2 separate regions of the Homo sapiens genome follow, and region 2 is linked to region 1. Evidence: chromatin contacts called from ENCODE Hi-C data. All regions are on one chromosome and are shown on one strand. The core of a region is the stretch at or near the end of the contact, and the rest is flanking DNA. Distances in the headings are between cores, read along the strand shown. Region 1 overlaps KIF6 (kinesin family member 6). Region 2 overlaps KIF6 (kinesin family member 6).

Region 1 (3,580 bases), core at 435-2,934:
GCTTTGGGGGAGTCATGTGAGTGTGTGGCAAGGAGAGGGGAAGAGGGTTGTGGGGGAGAAGCTTCTGAATCCATTCAGCTTCATGCGACAGGATTTTGACTCTGGCCTGTCACTGGAAACAGATCTGACCCCTTCTCCACGGTGATATTTGTAATCTTTTCTCTTTGCAGTCAAGGGTATCAATGAAGAGTGAATGTGTATGACATGCAGTTTTTGGTGAGAAGTTTACTGTGGGCCTTAGGATATTTTCTGCTGGAGACAATACACTTGATGTAATGATTTTCTGTACCACAGAAATCACAGGAATCTGTTTTCTAAGGATTGATTACATGTCAGCTGACTAACGTCAACAGTCCTTTGTGGGTTGGTATTTTAACAATGTGGCAGTGTTTAGAGGAATTGGTGGTTTTTACCTGGATCTTAGGAAATCACCAATGATGATAATACAATGGGTGAACAATGGGTAAGCTAAGATGTTGCACGTACATGAAGAAGAGATAAGTATCTGAATGGCAAATAGGTGCCCCTAATTCCTAATAGTGTAACATTATCAATGAGGACAGTGACTTCTAGGAAGTTGTTACAGTGGCCGGAGGCCAGTAGCCTTTCTGCAGTTGCTCAAGTCACTTTGGTTGAGAAAGCCTGCATAATCCAGCTCCCATTTTCCTCTGTCTTCTTTTCACCATCTGAGTTATCTCAGAGGTAACACCCCATACCCCCTATCTTAGTGTGGTTTCTCCTGGAAGCAGACCCTAGTACAAGTAGTTTATTTGGGAAATGATCCCTGGAAGCACTGGTAACAGACAAGGGAAGTGAGACATGGAGGGAAGGCAGCCAATCTAGGGGGCAATGGCAAGCCATTTTCCACTATGGGCAATTGGAGCTCAATCCCACTTGGAGACTCTAGGGGCCTGTAGAGGATACATGCCTCAGAGCTCTCACTCCTGCAGAGGGAGGGAGCTGGGGTACGTATACACCAACTGCCAACAGTCATTGATTGAGTCCTCCCGGGGCAGGGGATTTTAATTCCCCAGCACCAGCCTGCCCCACATATATCTCTTGAGTAGGTGAAAAATGCTCTCGGGGGAGTGGGTAGTGCTAGCAGGTGAAGTCATGCTAGTGTGCACATGCCTGGCATGTGGAAGGGATGCAGGTGGGGCTCTGACAACATCTACCCTGTTCCTTATTTCTTGTTTTTCATTATCCTTGTCTGAAAAATATTACTACTGCCTGTAGTTAATATAGTCTCTTACAAACAAACCTAATTCTTTGGCAACAAAACTAGCAGAGAAAGAGGCAGAGGAAATGAAACATTCTAGCTAGTCTATTGCCTGATTTCTTATAGGCCTGGCTGGTATTTTGGGAGTCAGGTTTGTTTTCTGGCCTGGCAAATAGGAGTAACTGTAGCAGCCCTTGGTTTTCTATGGACCCTATTTTAATAGAATGCAGACTGCTTAGACTTTGGCTCACATTCTGCATGCTGAGGTGAGCTACTCTTTCCTCACTTGCTGCCTCAGTTTCCCTTTTTGCAGTGACACCTCAGATAGGAAGCTCTGACATCAGAAGCTCTTCAATTCAGCTTCTACTTGGGGCAATGGAAAAGGTACGATGTGTTACTGTGATGGAAAGCACTGTCAACCAACCCTGGCAGAGGTGCCAGGGGCATGAGGGACTCAAGCCGTTTCGAGGACTCATCCTAGAACAATGCAAACAATTGTCCTCAATCCTGGGTCTATGGGCCTGTTTACTCACTCCGTGCTGTGCCCGGCAGAAACTTGCAGTGATTTAGGAAGTCAGGGAGAGACATTTCTGGCTGTGCGGAACCTGATGAAATACTGTTTTGTGGAGACAGACTAAAAAATAACCAAACGGTCTTTAAGTGGAACAGAGATCAGAAAATCTCCTGAGGCACATTTAAGAAACCCATCAATTTTGCTGGCTTGGCCATAGAAGGGAAAATTGCACTGCAAATGATTATCTCTGATGAAATGTTCCCAAGTCTTTTACAGGGCACTTATTTGTAGTGACCTATTACTCCACCAACGAGGCCTGACTGAGAAGCCCCCACTGGGTGGTTTATAAGGGGAGTCTGCAGAGTAATTGCAGGCTCAATCCTGAGGGCCTCCTGTGTCCTATCTTCTCAACCACCTTACAGGTATCCTGAGGCTGGGGACTCTCCTATGGATTTGTGTGTTTTCCACAGGGCCTCCAACTTTACAGATGTACATAAATTACTGAATGAATAAACCTGAGACCAAGGCTTTCTGCCCAAAGTCCTCATCGTAGAAGCCCTCAATTTCCTACTTGCCCTGACCAAACTGAGGAAAAGCTGTGGCAAAAGCTCCTACTGCGTTCAGCCTGAAATAATTCACCACAACCTGTATCATCAACCCATACCCAATTACCTAAAGTGCTCTTTCTAGAGAAATTAAAAAAAAAATTCTGTTCTCCAACATAAGATTCATTTTAAAATGACAGCTGAGGTCATTTCTTTTATAAAAGCTGAGGTGGGTTGTCTGATATTCCCTCCTGTCTTCTTTCCTTGGTGGATTCATACTGTTTTATTTTTTATTTATTATTAAATATGGTAAAATTGACTTGGGAGCATGTGTGTGCATCATGGGTTTGGACACACACATAGATTTGTGTAGCCACCTTCAAAAGCAGGATCCCCAAGAGTTCTGTCACCCCTGGACTCCCTCACAAGGCCATGTTGGACTCACACCCTTCTCCCACCCCTGCCCTGCATTGTGGAAGTTCTCACTTTTTCAGAATGTCATATAGCTGGAATCAGATAGTAGGAGGCTTTATGAGACTGGCTTCTTTCATCCAGCACAATGCCTTTGAGAGTCACTCATGTTGTCTTATTTACCAGCAGTCTGCTCTTTTTATTGCTGAGTAATGTTCTATTGTATGCACTCTATTGAAGTCTATCCCCTCACTCACTGAAGGACATTTGGGTTACCACCAGTTTTTGGCAATTATGAAGAGAACCCTTACAAACATCTGCATACAAGTTTGTGTGTGAACCTAAGTTTTCATTTCTCTAGGGTAGGTAGTTGGCTTGTATGGTATGTCTGTTGAATTTTGTAAGAAATGGCCAAGTTGTTGTCCAAGGTGTCTGCCCCATTTTGCATGCTGACTAGCAACATACAAGAGTTCCAGTTGCTCCACATCCTTGCTATTACTTGGTATTGTCAGTTAAAAAATTAAAAACATTTTAAGCTATTCTAATAAACAAATGGTCATATCTCATCATTGTTTAGATTCAAATTTCTCTAATGCTAATGAGGGGGAACATTTTTGCATGCGTTCATTTGCCATCTGTACGTCCTTTTTGGTGAAGTATCTGGTCAGGCCTTTTGCACCCCCACCATTTTTAAAATAAATGAACTGTTTGTTTTCTGAGTGTTGAATTTTGAGAGTTAATATTTATGTATTTTTTATATTCTGTATAGAAGTCCTTTGTGAGATATGATATCTGAAAATATTTTCTCCCAGTCTGTCACTTGTCTTTTCATTCTCTTAACAGTGAATTTCACAGACCAAAAGTAGTTAATTTTGATAAATCTGATTTATT
Region 2 (3,580 bases), core at 379-2,878, 130 kb after region 1:
CATTTCACTAATGATTGGTGATATTGAACATTTTTTCATGTATCTGTTCATAGACTGGAAGAATTAATATTGTTAAAATGTCCATGTTACTAAAGTGATCTATAGATTCAATGTATTCCCTATCAGAATTCCAAAATCATTTTTCATTGCAATAGAAAAAACAAATTCTAAATTTCATATGGAACCACAAAAACCCCTGAATATCCAAAGCTATCATGAGTAAAAAGAACAAACAGCATGGTCCTAGCATACAAATAGACTCATCGACCAATGGAACAGAATAGAGAGCTCAGAAATGAACCACACATGTAGACTCAACTGATTTTTGACAAAGATGCCAAGAATACACAAGGAGAAAAAGAGACTCTTCAATAAGTGGTGTTGGGACAACTATTTATATGCAGAAGAACAAAACCGGATGCTTATCTCACACCATATTCAGAAATCAACTCAAAATGGACTAAAGAGTTAAACTTATCTGAAACTGAAAAATTACTAGAAGAAAAGATGGGGGAAAAAACTACATGACACTGATCTGGGCAATAATTTTTTAGATTTGACCCAGAAAGTGTAGGCAACAAAGGCAAAATTAGACAAATGGGGTTACATAAAAATAAAAAGCTTCTGCAGAACAATGTAAACAACAGAGAGCAGAGGCAACCTATGAATTGGGAGAAAATATTGTAAGCCATACAGCTGATCAGGGATTCATATCTGAAATAGATAAGATATTTATAAGAAAATCCAATAACTCTACAGAAAGAAAACCAATAATTCAATTTAAAAATGGGTGACCTGGCCAGGCGCAGTGGCTCATGCCTGTAATCCCAGCACTTTAGGAGGCCAAGGTGGGCAGATCACAAGGTCAAGAGATTGAGACTATTCTGGTTAACACAGTGAAACCCCGTCTCTACTAAAAAATACAAAAAATTAGCCAGGCGTGGTGGTGGGCGCCTGTAGTCCCAGCTACTTGGGAGGGTGAGGCAGGAGAATGGCATGAACCCAGGAGGCGGAGCTTGCAGTGAGCCAAGATCATGCCACTGCACTCCAGCCTGGGCGACAGAGCGAGACTCCGTCTCAAAAAAAAAAGGGTGACCTGATAGACATTCCTCTTAAGAAGACATATAAATGTTCACATTATTCTTTAAGACTGAGATGTTCTTTCTTCCATCTTTGAATGTCCAAATTCTGCCCATCCTTTGAGATTTAACTTTCATGTCACCTGCTCTGTAATGCTTTTCTCAACCTACTTATTAAATCCTCTCCTTCTCCTTTGAATTCACAGAGTATTTCTTCCAATTCCTGCTTAGAGCACTTGTTATTTCAGTCTCTGCTCTTTGGGTACAAAGCCAGCCTCCACTGTTTAAATGTAAGCTCCCCAAACCAGAGACCCATTCTCCGTTCACCTTGGCATTGCCTACAGCATGTACCCTGGTACCCTGGGCCTTTCTATATACACAGCAGGGACTCAACAAATTCTCATTGAGGAGGAGATAAGGGTCTGGAGCCTCCAGGCTACAGCTTTGGCTTTCATTTCACCTTTTAAAATGCCAATGGCATCATCTGTGATGAGTGGGTTCTGTTGGTATCTCAAAGAGTTAAAGGAGGTGGTGAGTCATCAGGGCTCTCAGAACACTGACTGGTTCCAGGTGACTATTTAGAATAGGCAGTCAGAAAACTAAAACAGAAAGAAATTTTTAAAAAACTCCAACCTTAAAATGCCTCCTATTTTAAAGTGAACAATACAACTCTTTCCAAACTACGGAGCGGAACAATCTCTCTCATTATTTCAATGAAACCAAAACAGACATTTAAACTCCAAAACAACAACAAAAAGCCCCAAAGCCCCTAACCTTCCTTGGCCATGTCAGGCTGCTTGCGCAATGACTCTGCAGGGCTCTCTAGGGAACCATGAATTCGGTTTCATTTTCTAATCTGAAGGGAGTTATTTTCAGCATAAATTGGTAAAGTGGAGGTGAATGGGAAATGAGAGAGGGTTGTCAAAGGGGAGACAGTTTCACAGCAGTTTCAGAGATGGTCAGATTTACTTACTTTCTGCATTAGAAGCAGCCCTAGGGACAGTTAATAGAAACTGTTAACACTGACATAAGGCAGAAATTCTTTCAAAACAACATACTTATTAATTTTTTTGTATTTGGTTTAGTTTATACAAGCCTCTTGTATATAAAATAATGGAATAATAAAAGCCTGATCAGCTCCTAGAATCTTAAATATTGTAATGAACTATCCCATTACCTGTTGCTTTGCCGCCTTGATTCATCCACAACAATTTTCATCCTATTTGTAGTTTTGCCAAAAAAAAACACATCAATCCCCAATCAATCCCTCCCCCAAATGGTGAGATCATTATCATTCCATTTGTGAGCCTACCTCTGCTTAAAGTTATTGGTAGAACTATATCCAATAACAGTGAAAACAACTCAAAAACCCTTTCAGATAGAAGTCTCTTCTTCAAAACTTTAACCTCATTTGTATTTGGACCTTACAAAAAATTTCCATTCTTTTTTCAATGATTTTCTATTCAAGTAAACTTTATTCATTCTCCAAACAAAACTCTAGTCTGTCTCAATAGCAATATCAAGGGAGGAAAAGAGTTACTGAAACTCTTGACTATAATTATAAGGAAGGAGAGTGATTATAAGATGCTGTGGGGAAGAAGAATTATGAGAAGGGAGATGGTGTGGGCAAGAAGACATAGAAATAGAAAAGGCCTGGCACACAACAAGGGGCTGGGCAGTGATATCTGAGGCCATTTCTGCATGGGTACAATAGTGTGTGCCTTTGGAAAAGGCCAGTAAACAGAGCTCCTCCTCTATCATAAGCCATGAGGTTCTAACATGAGTACCGATTTTATTTCAGCAGAGATGCCAATCCCATGCTCTCTATAGCCAACAATGTCAATTGGGGAAATTGTGGGGCCAGGGAAGGCACTCACGGTTCTTGTCTCCATGAAAAGCCTCACCAGCCACCCAGACACCAGGGGGCCAATCCTCACCCTTACCCCCAGCATCCAATCTGCCCCAGATCCCTGTCCACTCGACCTCATAAATGCTTCTGATGCCCCTGCCTCTCTCTCATCATCCCTGTCCTTTGGCCTGGACTTCTGCTATGGCCTCCTAACTTGTCATGCAGTCTTAGTGTCCTCTGTCAATCCCTTCTTCCCATGTCAATCAACCTGTCGTCCCAGCCTTTCACTCCCCAGATCCTAACCACACCTGGCTTTTGTACTTCCTAAAATGCTCCTTCCACCACAAAGGCCTGGAAAGCTATTCATGCCATTGATTCTCTCTGCTTGTAATATTCCTTCTAGCCACATTTCTACCTTCACCCCCGCTTTTGGGATTTTCCTGGTCTTAACCGGAGGTTGGCTTCCTGGTATGTGCTTTCTCAGTAATACAGACGTGTACTTCTGTAATCGATTGTTCAGTGGCTGTCTTCCCTGTCAATCTGTACATACTCTGAGGTCAGAGGCTGTATTTGTCCATGTATATTTTATTCTGTAATATGGAATAAAACAAGAACTTATAGGATAAAGATTAAATGAGTTAATCCAGGCAGA

The links. Hi-C counts contacts between places; a loop is a spot of excess contacts on that map. Pooled maps may share reads with other maps.
Region 2: a map with no recorded cell type shows a loop between it and region 1 (2.4-fold over the local background). The contact joins two enhancer-like sites. A Hi-C loop is called at or near these places in 1 of 168 maps with a recorded cell type or tissue (Right ventricle myocardium inferior), 17 of 37 single-sample maps with no recorded cell type and 4 of 50 pooled maps.

Annotation. Positions count from the first base shown.
Region 1 is chr6:39,400,612-39,404,191 of GRCh38, forward strand. The region is part of intron 15 of KIF6 (kinesin family member 6); the gene reads right to left. Among named protein-coding and RNA genes, the nearest start is that of KCNK16, 80 kb to the left of the region's middle. Within about 2 kb of position 1,685, at least 2 of the 41 ENCODE cell types and tissues checked have a DNase peak (open chromatin) inside an H3K27ac peak, as active enhancers do.
Region 2 is chr6:39,528,708-39,532,287 of GRCh38, forward strand. All of the region lies in intron 13 of KIF6 (kinesin family member 6), which reads right to left. Among named protein-coding and RNA genes, the nearest start is that of KIF6, 190 kb to the right of the region's middle. RefSeq lists enhancers at 1,670-1,809, 1,920-1,979, 2,000-2,079. Within about 2 kb of position 1,629, at least 3 of the 41 ENCODE cell types and tissues checked have a DNase peak (open chromatin) inside an H3K27ac peak, as active enhancers do.